5 separate regions of the Homo sapiens genome follow, and regions 2, 3, 4 and 5 are each linked to region 1. A link is a contact called in ENCODE Hi-C data. All regions are on one chromosome and are shown on one strand. Each heading gives the region's core, a stretch centred on a gene start or an enhancer-like site at or near the end of the contact. The rest is flanking DNA. Distances are from core to core; before and after follow the strand shown.

Region 1 (2,700 bases), core at 37-2,536:
CCCATCGCCCTTGGAGGTTGGCAGGGCAGAGGTTATCCTGACCACTTTTTCAATGAGGAAGAACGACAGAAATAATAGCCCAGTTCCAGAGCTCTGCCTGCAAGTGCAGCAGGTCCTGCTGTTTCATGAAATCATTGCAAAGAGGAAGTCTGCACACTGCTCTCAGAGGCAGGAGGATTCCTTTTAGAGAGCTGGGGAATAAACCAGATCTATCGACAGTTTCAGTCCTGGTTAAGTAGTGAGAACCAGTCATCGGTCACAGGATGCAAGAGGTGGCTTTAGGCGTGAGTCAGGAGCCACACACCTGAACTGGCCTGTTAGCATCTTCACGGTGAACTTCTTGAAGTCCCTCTGTCTAATCAGATTTCCAGAGAAATAGAGGAACTACTGCTTATTGAGCACTATGAACCGGGCAAGTGAATGCATAATCTTACTTAATCCATTCAGTCACTAGGTGGAAGGATTATTATCCCCATTTTATATGTGCCAAAACTAAGACTCACATAGCTGCTAAGTGGCAGAACTGAGATTCAAACCCAGGTCTGCCTGACTCCAAGACTCAAGTGCCTGATGGTCACAATAGCAGCAGTCCTCATTAGAATCACCTGGAGCACTTGGTAAATGCAGATTGCTGTATCCACTCCCAGAGTCCCTGATTCCATAGGTCTGGTGTGGGACCTGAGAATTTGTAGTTCCAACAAGTTCCCAGGTGGTGCTGATGCTGCTGGTCTGAGAACCCCACGAGGAGAACCACTGTGCTAAACCAAAGAGTGATGAGGGGTTGTCATCAGCTCACACCTGGCCCGGGGAGAGAAAGTGAGGGCTTCATCTGCTGCTGTTCCAGTTGAGGCCTCAGGAACCGGAAAGTCTTTAATGAAGCTAATGCATTGTGGACACTCACTCAACCTTCCTTGAAAATGATCACAGATTCAGGGCAGGGCCTTTGCATTTTAAGTGCCAAGCTCATCTTCTTCACCACGCCCCAAGGTTGGCGCCTGGTGGCTTTACTCCTCACTTGTGTCTTTCCCACCTGCTCCCTTCAGCTGAGGCCCAACACCATCAATATTGAGGAGGGAGGAGGGACAGGGGCGGGGGCGAGACAGTGAGGCTGAGGGGCAAGTCTCAAGGCATGCGTGCGATGACAGGCTGGAAGGCGCTGTGATCTCACCCCCTCGCAGGCATTCCTGTAACTGGGGAGCAGTGGGTGAGGGGTGCGGGGCTGCCTCCTACCAGGGTGTAGTCACACCTCCTATCTGTCCTCTGGAATTCATTAGCTGCTGAGGTGATGTTAACTGTTTTTCATTTTCTGAGTCTTTGCTGAGACTCAAAAAGGGGAAATGAGCCATTACCAACCAGCAACACTTTTTCAAACAGAAACTGAATTGACTGCATTTTCTAATAATGTTGTGTGAATTACGAATGCAGAACTCTGGCCTTGTCTTTCAGAAGACAGATGTCTGTGGCTTGCTTTCTGCTTATAAAGCTCTGGGAGAAAGGAATAGGACAGGTCAAATGTCAAAGTGTGCTGGCCCTGGCCTGTTGTGAGGATGTCGGGAAATTTCCCTTTCCTTGCTTTCTGCTGCTCAAGAACCTCAGGCTCTGCCCTGTTGGGTAAGGAACAGCCACCTCGATTCTTGAAATAGGGGAGTCAGGACACAGGGCTTGGAATCAGAGAACTCTGAACCTCAGTATCCTCATCCGTAAAATGGAGATATTAATCCTGCATGCCTCGACATTCTGATCCTGTCAGAGTGCCTTGTGAACTGCAAAAAGCGTATCAGATATTAGCTCTTATTATTATCCTGCCCTTAGATCCATTTGCACCCCATCCTATGGGACAAGGAGTCTGTAGGACCAAAGGGACATGATAACCAGGAGCTCACAGCCCTCTTCCCTTCTGCCATGCTCTGGGTACGTGGGACACTTGAATCCCTTGCCTAAATGGGCTTGAACCTATAAGGAAGGGCTGGGAAGGCCTTTTCCCAGACCCATGGCCCCAAGGGCAGACTGCTAAGGGCACACCTGGGTGCAAGGAATGGCTGTTTGCAAGGGGTGCAGAGTTGGGACTTATAGGTTGGGATATCTACATTCGTTCACAGGAGACCCTTCTAGATGTGGGACTGAGCAGAATTCTGAGAAGTCAGAGAATTCTAGATTCCAACCTGACCTTCCAGGTTGTTATAAAGGTATATATGTGTCAAGGTAGAAGGGAGAAGATATTTTAAGTTTAGTCATTGATGTGTAACTTACATATGAAAACACCTGGTATAGGGCCTCCATTTGTATTATTGTCCTGGGCCCATTTTCATTACTAGAAGTTTGAATTCACTTCCTTTGAGCCAGGCAGACCTCTTGCTTTCCTCATTATTTGTACCTCTCTTCCTATTTCCCTCTCCTCTGTCTTCCTAAATATGCATAGCTGAGCCTTATTAGGATATATAGCCAGGATTGGTAGAGATTTAGGGGGCTCCCTTTCCTCTCTCCCTTTAACCATTTCCCACCCCCTCAGGACATGCGTGACAGATGATAGGCAGGGGCCAAGGGTCCTCTCTGGTCAATGGCTGGCCACCTTTTTACCTCTTAAGAGGTTTCAAGATAATGATATCTGTGTAACTTCATGGTAAGAAGATAGAGCTCCATTCTGCTCCCGCCATGGTAACCCGAAGGTAAGCCAAGAGGCTCCATGTTGGGGTGTGTGTG
Region 2 (2,700 bases), core at 95-2,594, 860 kb before region 1:
TTGGCTTCCCAAAGTTCTGGGACCATAGGTGCATACCACCACACTGGCTAATTGTTACATTTGTATGTTTTGTGTGTGCGTGTGTGTGTGTGTGTGTGTGTGTGTGTGTGTGTGTGTGTGGTGTATGTATGTGTTCGTAGAGATGAGGTCTCACCATCTTGCCCAGGCTAGCTTTTTATTGTTTTAAAAAAATTTTCCCTGTTTTGTTTATCCAAGTGGCTCCTTTGTGCCAAGCACAGGCCAGGCCCTGAGGATGCCAGTGAAGGCCAGCACCAGGTCCTGCCTGGTGGGTCCCCAGGGAGACCCCTGTGGTGGGAAGGCACGGAGGGGAGGATAAGGAAGCCTCCTGATGCAGGGAGTGGGCTGGACAAGAAGATTGAGCCAGTCAGGAAGATGTGGAATGAGTGATTGGGGGGCTGGTGTGTGGCCCTCAAACTTCGCTGCTCCACGGAAGAAACAGCAGCATCTTTTCTGTCGCTGGAGGAAAACTGGCTGGGCCAGACCATTTGAGAGACGGCCCAGCCTTGTTGTTTATGGAATATGTCAAGGATCTTCAAAGGCAACATTTCTGCCATCAACAGACTGCAAAACACCCTGCTCCCACCCCCTGGTCCAGTAAGATGCTCCTCGGCTTTCTTATTATTTTTGTTATTGATGTTGATTATTTGCCAAGGCCTGTTGATGGTGCCCATTCTAGGGACTGTGAGGAGGTGCACTGGCTGGAGTTTAGGGCATGGGAGTTGGGGAGCAGCAGGTTGGAGAAGGGCTGGGCCAGCCCAGCGTGCTCCTGGACTGCCACATGCTGCGCCCTGAGTCCAGCTGATATGCTTAAGGTAGAATCTGCCTCCTCAGAAGCAGGGTCACTGGCCCCAGCTGGACGTGCCCAGTGATGCGCATGAGCACGAGGTGCCATAGAGAGTGAGGAGCAGGAGAACCCTGTCCCAACGCCACCACCCACTGTTCTTGTGACTGTGGGCAGGTCTCCGGCCACCCGTGGACCCCAGTTTCCTCCTTTGTAAAATGAAAGGGTCAGACTTGGGTCTCAAAGGTACTTCTGGCTCTCAACTCTAAGATACACGTGGGTGCCCAGGGTGGGTTTCGACTCTGTATGGCGTGTGTGTGTGTGTGTGTGTGTGTGTGTGTGTGTGCAGGCCTGTGGGAGCTGCGGAACCTGTGTGTGTGTGTGCAGGCCTGTGGGAGTTGCGGGACCAGGCCCAGGGCAGGTGAAGGGCTGGTCTGAGCCCCTGCCCTGGGTACAGACCTGGACGTTTCATGTGCTCTGCACCCACAGTAGGGGAACCCTGCAGCACGGCAGCTTCCTCTGTATTTGTTCTTGAGCTGAGGCAGATGTTTCCTCCAGCTGGCCACTCGGCCCTCTGCCGTCCCCCAGAGTCGGGCCCTATTTTTAGCTCCATTGTTACTCACCCTGGGCATCTGGCTGCCAGGGGCGTGTGAGAGGCCATGGCTCCGGAAGGGGTACTCTCCCCCTGGGTCCCACGTGTTCTTTGCCCCCTGCCGGTCCCTGCTCTAAGCTTCCTAGTGTCCGTTGGGAAAGCTGGGGTGGCTTCAGTGGAGGAATGAGGGAGTGGCAGGTGAAGTGCAGGAAGAGCCAGCTGCGGAAACGGAGGCTGGGCTCTGTCTTGTACTGTAGAGAACTCTCTGGCCTGTTTTTTCACCTGCTTGATGGGACAGTTGCCCTGTGCTTCTCCCTTCCTCATAAGGTTGTCCTGAAGTTCCAATGTGAAATGCACTTGGTAAAGTGGCATTTGGAATCTACAACTATTGTGGGCTGAATCCTGTTAGTAGGGCTGCCCCACAGAAGGAACATCAGACCCAGAGTGGGGAGGTGAGGCATGTACTTAGGAAACACCAGGCCACCGGGGTCAGGGCCAGGCTGGGTGGAGCACAGGCTGAGTGCTGCTTGGCTTGGAGCAGGAGGCCCATTCATTTCCACTGGATGTTGATGGATGTACTGAAGGGGGTGAGGGTGGCCTGGCGTGCCTGGTTGTGGGACCCACAAGGGTGAGGGCAGGGAAGGGCCTTAGGTCCTGGGAGGACCTTGAGGGCCTTGAGCAGCTCTGTGGGGCAGCTCTGGAACTTCTCTCTAGGAGGGCACAGGTTGGGTCTGGGGGCAGGAAGCGCTGCAGCTTCTTCTGAGCGTGCAGCCAGTACACCAGCTCTGCTCCTGGCTGTTGGACACACAGGGCTTTCAGGAAACATTGATTTTGCACAAAGAATTCAGCCGCTGAAATGTCTGAAAACCACCCATCTATCTCGTCCAGATGGAAATAAGCGTGGGCTGTGCCGAACTCTTGGAAAGTCAGGGCTGGAGGAAAACTTCTAGTGGGGCTTTTTTTTCCTGTTCAACACTACGGGGCAGCTGGGATCTGGATTTGCCTAAAATATTGGGGATGTGTGGGGCAAATTCATGGTGTTGAGATGAGGGTGCCTAAGGGGGTACTTGAGTGCTGGGCAAAGGAGTTTAGACTGGAGGCCACAGTGGTGGGTGGGATGGAGACAGATGCCCAGAATCCAGGTCATGGTTCTCCCCAGCTCCTTGAAATGATGCTTTAGGTACCTGGGAGATTGCTGGAGGTTGGAAGTGGGGCTGAAGTGTGCTTTCCCACTGTCACTCTGGGTCTAGTCCCTGGTGGCAGCCAGGAGAGTGTCAGCAGGGCAGAGCACTGGGTGAGGTCTTAG
Region 3 (2,700 bases), core at 100-2,599, 610 kb after region 1:
AAACCCTGCCTCCTGTTGTGGGAGCTAGTTTTCTTTTCTTTTTTTTCCTTTTCATTACACAGTTTCATTTTGACATAACAGTAGATTCACACGCAATTTTAATAAATTGTACAGAGAGGTCTCATGAATCTGTTACCCACTTCCCCCTATGGTAACATTCTGTGAAAGCCTAGCCTAATGTCACAATCAGAATGTTGACTTCATACAGAATCCCCTGTGGTGCCCTTTTATAACTACACTCACTTCCCTCCTGCCCCCACCCCTTCCTTGACCCTTGGCAATACTAGTCTGTTCTCCATTCTTACAGTTTTGTCATTTCAGGAATGTTCTATAAATGGAATTATGCAGTGTGTAACCTTTTGTGATTGGCTGTTTTCACTCAGCACAGTTCCCTGGAAATTCATCCAAGTTATTGTATGTGTATCAGTGTTGTTTTTTTTTACTAAGTAGGTAAAACAAGGGACACAGACCTGTTCTCCTGGCATCCCTCCCTGGTTAGCAAGAGATTCAGCAGGCCGCTGCCACTCTGGCCTTGCTGATAGCTAGTGTGTGTGCAGGCAGCAGCTCCCGCTGTCTGTAAGAGCGCCAGGGTAGTGAAGTTGGGTGCTCTAAAAGTAGTGGCTCTCCATCTTTGCTGATTCTAGGTTAGAATCACCTAAGGAGCTTTAAGTAATCTTGATGCCCAGGCCACACCAATGCAATCTGAATCTGGAGGTGGCACCCAGGCCTCAGTGATTTGTAAACTTCTCTGGATGATTCTTATGCTGTCAGAGTTGAAAACCAGTCCTCTAAAACAGCCGCAGCAGATTCACAATAGCTGTGCCATCCTCCACCCATGATAGATGTCACAGAGCAATCGCAGCACTCGTATTTTCAAATACGGCGCTCCAGGCAGCCCCTTCCCATCTGTCAGCTTTGGCCCGGGGTGGAAATTGACTTGCCCTCTTAGCTGAGAAACCGTTTGGCCATGGCCATGTCCAGGTGTGCCCAGGCCCGAGGCCTGACATGTTAGGTGAGTGTCCCTGTAAGTAATGCTGGAAAGGTGGGCCCTTGACCGATAGGAATAGTTGCAGCAGGCAGAGATCGCCTGGGGCTGGTTCTATAAGATAAACCCGAAGTGGATCAGCCAGTGTCCCTCCCCTGCAGCCCAGCATGGGGAGAGATGTACCCAAGAAATACCAACCAACAGTGCCATTGGCATAGACGGGCTCTGGCTGACATTTGTTCAGACCAGCAATAATGCCCAGCCTGTGTGCAATCTTCCCAATTTTCGGAGCTCACACAGCTTCCTTGATGCTCACAACAACCCTGTGGGGCCAGCCTAAGCTCAGAGAAGTTAAATTCCTCACCCAACGTCAGCAGAGAGTAAGTGGGAGAGCTGGGACCCACTCCAAGTCTGTCCGAGTTCAGGGCCATCTGTCCAACGCTCAGAGCAGTTAGACAATTGACCTCTGTTTCCACTGGCAGACCGAGTGTAGATGGGCTCCTCTGTGGCCATAGATCAGTCAGAGGATAGCAGCAGACACATGCGGACCAAGCCTCCTGCTGCCCAAGACCCCTGTGGCCCCTCTCTCCCTAACCGCTGCTTCTCCTACAGATCTAGTGCAGAGATGTTGGACAGAACACAAGAGGTTGAAGTCAGGGCGGGAGCAGGAAAAAAAAAAAGAATAAGAAGAAAAGAGGCTGGAGTTCCTCCTTTCATCACAGGAATAAAACCCCTTCCTGCTGTCAATGGGACCATTAAGTGGGAGTTTGAGGAAGCTCCAGAGGATTCAAATTCTGTTGCCACTGTATAGAAACAGAGGAGACCGACGCAGTGACTCACATCTGTAATCCCAGCACTTTGGGAGGCTGAGGCGGGCAGATCACTTGAGGTCAGGAGTTCAAGACCAGCCTGGTCCGCATGGTGAAACCCTGTCTGTACTAAAAATACAAAAAAATTAGCTGGGCGTGGTGGTGCCTAACTGTAATCCCAACTACTCGGGAGGCTGAGGCAGGAGAATGGCTTGAACCCGGGAGGCGGAGGTTGCGTTGAGCCAAGATTGTGCCACTGCACTCCACCCTGGGTAACAAGAGTGAGACTGTCTCAAAAAAAAAAAAAAAAAAAGACAGAGGAAATAGAAGTAGGGTTGGAAGAAAACAGGGAGCAGAAGAAATTCTCCTCTCTGTCCTGTCCCTTACTTGATCATTCTCCAGGATCAGAAAGCCTCCTTAGAAGGTCAGGAAGGAGGATAGAGCAAGAATTAGGGATCCTAGACTTATGCATGGAGAGTTTTTCTCTACCCGGTTATCTCAGAAATCCTGTAATGGAGCCGTCTTTCCAGAGGTGCAGAACAAAATGGGAAGCTGTGGCCATTGTGTAGCCATTGAAGGCTAGCCCATGGTCCCCTCACAGCTTCCATGGGCTTCTCCCGAGCATGTGCACGTATGATGCACCCATTGCATGTATACGTACATGCACACATTTCTGGTCAAAAGGTTGATGATTGATAAAACTGACAAAAGCTCCAAACCCCACAAATGAGCACAGCGTTTTGTAATAATGAGCATGACCAAAATGGGAAAAAATAGGGCACATGAGGGATGAGGGAAGAAAAAGGACTCCAGGGCCCAGAAGATTCCTAGGCTTCCTTAGCCACCTCCTCCTAAAGTAGGGGTAATAAGTACATGGCACATGTGCCAGCCCTTCCCCTGTGATAT
Region 4 (2,700 bases), core at 169-2,668, 800 kb before region 1:
TCCACTAAAAATATAAAAATTAGTGCCAGGCACCTGTAATCCCAGCTACTCGGGAGGCTGAGGCAGCAGAGGTTGCAGTGAGCCAAGATCGCGCCACTGCACTCCAGCCTGGGTGAAAGAGAGAGACTCTATCTCAAAAAAAAAAAAAAAAAAAATATATATATATATATATATATATATGTGTATATATATATATATATGTATATATATATATGTATATATATGTGTATATATATATGTATATATATGTGTATATATATATGTATATATATATGTGTGTGTATATATATATATATGTGTGTGTATATATATATATATGTGTGTGTGTATATATATATATATATATATATATATGACCAGCAGAGGACCATGGCAGGAATGCAGCAGGGACTGGGACTAGGAGGCTGCCCGGGGAGTCCTGGAAGCTCCCTCTGTGTCCTCCATAGGGGTGCACCACTCACTTCTCCCCTCAGGACAACCTGCTGCTGCTGCAGAGAGAACAGTTGGACCACCTTCCAGCAATTGCACCTCTGGATCCAACACAGTGTTCGTGCCAAGGCCTTGCTCCCCCATCCAGCACACTCCACCCACAGGCTGCTGACTGAGCAGGGCAGGGATATAGAGCTGGCTGTGTCTGCCCCTCCATCCTGCAGCGAGGCTGGGAGCCTCCCCATTGGTCTGACCAAGAGTTGCCCAGAGCTATCCTGCAGTGTCAGGCTTGTTGTGTCTACTGAGGAAAGATGAGGTTCATACACATTTGGAAAGGAGAGCTTTATTTCTCATAAAGGGTTGCAACCTGCTGGGTGGTCATTCTGACAGGCTGGGAAACGTAGCCTCTGGCCAGAAGCCAGAAACAGACACTTCGAAGGTGGGGAGAATAAGACAGGGATTTACGCTGAATAGGGTGTCCAGATATACATATTCAACAGGTTATAGGAGCAGCAATGAATATTCACAAAGGGGAGGCAAGGGCATTCGTAGTAGGGTAACATGTATGTAACACGTGTCCCAGATTCACTTTGGGGTGGAGACTTAACATTTAAACATATTACAGTTAGGCCCTCTACATTAAAACGGGAAGCAGAGGACACGAAGGCCCTCTGGGTGCAGCTTCTGGAGACTGGCCAGAACCACTCTGTGGCCAGGGTTTTTTTTTTTTTTTATCAGGAGGGACTGCTTAGCGGTTGCTGTGTCAAGCTGCAAAAGGGGAGGGGCTGTGTTAGGCAGTTGGTTGGTACCAGCGTGAAGCAGTGGTTTCTGTTTAACCCTTAGAGAAGAAAGCCTAATGGTTAGGGGGGGAGGGGGCATAATGAGGCCTGTCCAACCTCCTGTTCCATCATGTCCGGGAACTCCATTTTTAAGGTTTCTCGGGGGTCCCCTAGGCCAAGAGGTGGTCCATTTGGTCAGTTGAGGGGCTTAGGATTTTATTTCTCTGGCTCTTTCCCTCTCTCTTTTTGTGGGTATTAGAGCCACACTGTGGTTTGAAGGCCCTTCCTGTTGCCTTCTGTTTCCTCCTTTGTTCTTCACAGGTGTTTCGCCAAATAGCTTTCTTGCACAGACTTGAACAACCCACCCTCTGCCTTGTCTCAGCCTCTCTGGGCACCTGCTTTGTCTCTGAAGGCCGGCACTGCTGTGGCACTGCTTGGTGAAAATGACCACCCTGGTTTCCAGCTTCACATGGTACAGTTCCAGCAGACTAAGAGCTGGTTCTTGCCCTGCCCTATGCTGCCATCTCAAGAGAGGGGGCAGGTCCTGTCCACGATGGTGGTCATGGGTCAGGGAACTGTTGCTTAATCTTCCCTGTGGATGGAGGAGGCTGTAGCCATCTGGGTTGGTGCCTCCAAATCTGTGGATGGAAGTGCAAACCTCTGGTTATCTCCTAAACAAAGGGAAGCTTCATTTTGAAGGCTTTCCATGTGTACCTTCAGTTTGTCCTTTAGAAATGCCCTGTTTCAGAGTCTCAGATAGCAGTGAGTGGGCATGCTCTTTCCCAGCCTTGCTAGCACTGCCCACAGTTTTATGACTCAGAATGGAATCTCATATTTGTTCAATTTTATTTCTTTTTAACTAATAGTGAAGTTGGATTTTTTTCATGTGTTTTGGCCATTTTTTTTTCTGTTATGAATTGTTTATGTCCTTTGCTGACTTTTTTGTTTGGGCGTTTGTCTTCCTTCCTTTCCTTCTTTCTTTCTTTCTCTCTCTTTCTCTCCTTCCTTCCTCTCTCTTTCTTTCTTTCATTCATTCTTTCTTTCTTTTTGTTCTTCTTTCTTCCTTTTCTTTCTTTCTTTTCTTTCCTTCCTTCCTTCTTTCATTGTTTCCTTCCTTCTTTCCTCCTCTTTTTCTTTCTTTCATTCTTTCTCTTCCTTTTTTCTTTTTGTTCTTTCTTCTTTCTTCCTTTTCTTTCTTTCTTTCCTTCCTTCTTTCTTTCTTTTCTTTCTTTCATTCTTTCCTTCCTTCCTTCCTCTTTCTTTCTCTTTCTCTTTCTCCTTCTCTTTCCCTCACTCCCTCCCTTCCTCGCTTCCTTCCTCGCTTCCTTCCTCTCTCCCTCCCTCTCTCTCTTTCTCTCTTTCTTTCTTTCTTTCTTTCTTTCTTTCTTTCTTTCTTTCTTTCTTTCTCTCTCTCTCTTTTTCTTTCTTTCTCTCTCTCTCTTTTTCTTTCTTTCTGCCTTTCTCCTTTTCTTCTCCCTTTCTCCCTTTCTCT
Region 5 (2,700 bases), core at 74-2,573, 880 kb after region 1:
CATAGAGGCACTGGGTCTTATTTTCTTTGAGACGGAGTTTCACTCTTCTTGCCCAGGCTGGAGGGCAGTGGTGTGATCTCGGCTCACTGCAACCTCCGCCTCCCGGGTTCAAGCGATTTTCCTGCCTCAGCCTCCCGAGTAGCTGGGATTACGGGCATGCACCACCATGCCCAGCTAATTTTTGCATTTTTTTAGTAGAGATGGGGTTTCTCTATGTTGGTCAGGCTGGTCTCAAACTCCCGACATCAGGTCCTCCGTCTGCCTCAGCCTCCCAAAGTGCTGGGATTACAGGCATGAGCCACCCCCTCCGGCTTGGGTCTTATTTTCAATGGCCAGGCCTCTCATTAACGTGGCAGGAATGCAGCCTGTGCGGAGCTCCCAACAGTGCAGTTTGCCAGAAGTTGGCTGGGATTGTGCTGGGTTTCTCAAGGTTCCCCTCCTTGTTCACTCTCTTCAGACCCACCTTTGCCTGCAGCTGGCAAGCAGCTGATAGATCTCTATTTTGCTGTTGTGAGAATTCACCAAAAAGGCACTTCTAAAAGCCTCATGCAACTAGCAGGAGAAACATAGGTTTAGAGCCTTGCTCCTGCAGCTTCAAAAACAAGGAGGCAAAAATTGAGATTGAATATAGCACAGAGTGTGGGTGACACCAAACCACGGACTGAGTTGATAGGCTGCAGGGAAGGAAGTGAAAAGTTCACCTTGTCCTTCCGTCTAACAGAGGACTGCTGGTTTTGCAGAGGTTTGCTTTTTTTTTTTTTTCCATTCAATAAAAATAGCTCGGTGGGACAACATATTATAGCATTCGTGGAAATAAAAACTAGGAACCACATCATAGGATGTTCTGCTCCAAACTTGGCGCTGATCCCCCAGGCAGCTCCAAGTTCCCTCTGATTCAGGCAGCAGCGACGGAGGCCCTCCCCTGTCCCAGGTGGGACCCGGCCTTCAGAGAGGAAGGGAGGTGGTGGTATGAGGCATCAGCTGTTTCCTTTGCCTGTGGGCCAAGATCCTTGCCATGGCAGAAATACAACTTTGTCCCCAGTGTCTGCCTTCTGCACTGTAAAAAGCAAGTTTCCATCACAAAGGGTTGCGATTCAGGAAACCAGGGTTAGAGGCAAACGGGTCTTATTTGAAAATGGTAAAACCTGGCCAGGCCTTGGACTTCCTGCATTGGTTGCTCTCCTGGGACCTGGGACCAGCCCAGCAGGGTGGGGTGGGGCAGCAATGCAGGTTACAGGATGTGAAAGTGGGGACTGAGGTTAGGAAAAAGAATAAAAGGCTGTGACCAGAACACACCCAGCAGAGGCCATGTGCAGTTCTCTTCTTCAGGGTTTCCTGTGGGTACACTGAGAACATTGTGTTCTGGCTGAGAACTTATCCGGCGGAGCCTGCTGCATACGTGGCCCCTGGGTCCTAGTGCTGCCTCTTACCTAGCCTCAGGCCTGGCTCCCCTGCCTGCACCTGCGTGCAGCCCACTGTATGACCCAGGGAGGCTGTCTCCATTGTGTCCTCCTGCTGGGTGAGGCCCCCGGCCACCAGACTCCGAGCACTTAAGATTCTGACCCATCCCGCATTTCCAAAGCATCTTCAGCGTGCCGGGTGCCATCACACAGTCGCGTTTCATATCCCTCATAACAAAACATCCTTCAGATGACAAAACTGAGGTTCAGGGAAACTGAGAGGAACAACCAACATCAGTATTTATTTTTATTTATTTATTTTAGAAAGGGGGGTTTCACTTCCACCCAGGTTGGAATGCAGTGGTGCGTTCATAGCTCACTGCAGCTTCCAACTCCGGGCCTCAAGTGAACCTCAGCCTCCTGAGCAGCTGGGACTACAGGCACGCACCACCACCCCTGGCTCATTTTTGTATTTTTTGTAGAGACAGGGTCTCATTATGTTGCCCAGGCTGGTCTCGAACTCCTGGGCTCAAGCAACCCTCCCGCCTCGGCTACCCAAAATGTTGGGATTAAGACATAAGCCACTATGTGCCTGGCCTATGCCAGTATTTATTTATTTATTTATTTATTTATTTATTTATTTATTTATTTATTTATTTATTTTTGAAATGGAGTTTTGCTCTTGTTGCCCAGGCTGGAGTGCAGTGGCATGATCTCGGCTCACCGCAACCTCTGCCTCCCGGGTTTAAGCAGTTCTCCTGCTTTAGCCTCCCGAGTAGCTGGGATTATAGGCACCCACCACCACACCGGGCTAATTTTTGTATTTTTAGTAGAGACAGGGTTTCACCATGTTGGCCAGGCTGATCTTGAACACCTGACCTCAGGTGATCCACCTGCCTCAGCCTCCCAAAGTGCTGAGATGACAGGCGTGAGCCACCATGCCTGGCTGCCACTATTTATTAAAGGTTCTTGGATGCAGGTCTCATGTCACTTCGGGATAACTGATTTTGAGGCATTATTTCAAACTCTTGCAATGAATGTGAGCATTTTCTCTCAAAGTTTCTCTCCAGGTGATTTTGAGAATAGATGCTTTCTCTTTTTTATTTTTTGTTTGCTTGAGACAGGGTCTCATTCTGTCGCCCAGGCTGGAGTGTGCAGTGGCGTGATCTTGGCTCATTGCAGCTTCAACCTCCCTGGATCAATTGATCCTCCTGCCTCATCCTCCTGAGTAGCTGGGACTACAGGTTTGCACCACCAAGCCCCGCTAATTTTTTTTTTTTTTTTTTTTTTGAGACGGAGT

What was found. A loop is a pair of places that touch in the nucleus more often than their neighbours do. Pooled maps may share reads with other maps.
Region 2: a loop to region 1 is called in a pooled map, with 2.1 times the contacts of the local background. The contact joins two enhancer-like sites. A Hi-C loop is called at or near these places in 1 of 50 pooled maps.
Region 3: a pooled map shows a loop between it and region 1 (2.6-fold over the local background). The contact joins two enhancer-like sites. A Hi-C loop is called at or near these places in 2 of 37 single-sample maps with no recorded cell type and 2 of 50 pooled maps.
Region 4: a loop to region 1 is called in a map with no recorded cell type, with 10 times the contacts of the local background. The contact joins two enhancer-like sites. A Hi-C loop is called at or near these places in 11 of 37 single-sample maps with no recorded cell type and 4 of 50 pooled maps.
Region 5: a loop to region 1 is called in a map with no recorded cell type, with 6 times the contacts of the local background. The contact joins two enhancer-like sites. A Hi-C loop is called at or near these places in 2 of 37 single-sample maps with no recorded cell type and 3 of 50 pooled maps.

The regions. Positions count from the first base shown.
Region 1 is chr10:71,371,830-71,374,529 of GRCh38, forward strand. It overlaps a transcript of SLC29A3 not described here. Among named protein-coding and RNA genes, the nearest start is that of CDH23, 24 kb to the right of the region's middle. RefSeq lists an enhancer at 1,505-1,554. Within about 2 kb of position 1,287, at least 5 of the 41 ENCODE cell types and tissues checked have a DNase peak (open chromatin) inside an H3K27ac peak, as active enhancers do.
Region 2 is chr10:70,507,672-70,510,371 of GRCh38, forward strand. The region is part of intron 1 of PALD1 (phosphatase domain containing paladin 1); the gene reads left to right. Among named protein-coding and RNA genes, the nearest start is that of PALD1, 30 kb to the left of the region's middle. Within about 2 kb of position 1,345, at least 15 of the 41 ENCODE cell types and tissues checked have a DNase peak (open chromatin) inside an H3K27ac peak, as active enhancers do.
Region 3 is chr10:71,985,627-71,988,326 of GRCh38, forward strand. All of the region lies in intron 1 of CHST3 (carbohydrate sulfotransferase 3), which reads left to right. Among named protein-coding and RNA genes, the nearest start is that of CHST3, 23 kb to the left of the region's middle. Within about 2 kb of position 1,350, at least 21 of the 41 ENCODE cell types and tissues checked have a DNase peak (open chromatin) inside an H3K27ac peak, as active enhancers do.
Region 4 is chr10:70,574,998-70,577,697 of GRCh38, forward strand. No RefSeq gene overlaps it. Among named protein-coding and RNA genes, the nearest start is that of PRF1, 26 kb to the right of the region's middle. RefSeq lists an enhancer at 1,346-1,475. Within about 2 kb of position 1,419, at least 13 of the 41 ENCODE cell types and tissues checked have a DNase peak (open chromatin) inside an H3K27ac peak, as active enhancers do.
Region 5 is chr10:72,247,633-72,250,332 of GRCh38, forward strand. No RefSeq gene overlaps it. Among named protein-coding and RNA genes, the nearest start is that of DDIT4-AS1, 25 kb to the right of the region's middle. RefSeq lists enhancers at 268-835, 836-1,404, 1,405-1,971, 1,440-1,539. Within about 2 kb of position 1,324, at least 35 of the 41 ENCODE cell types and tissues checked have a DNase peak (open chromatin) inside an H3K27ac peak, as active enhancers do.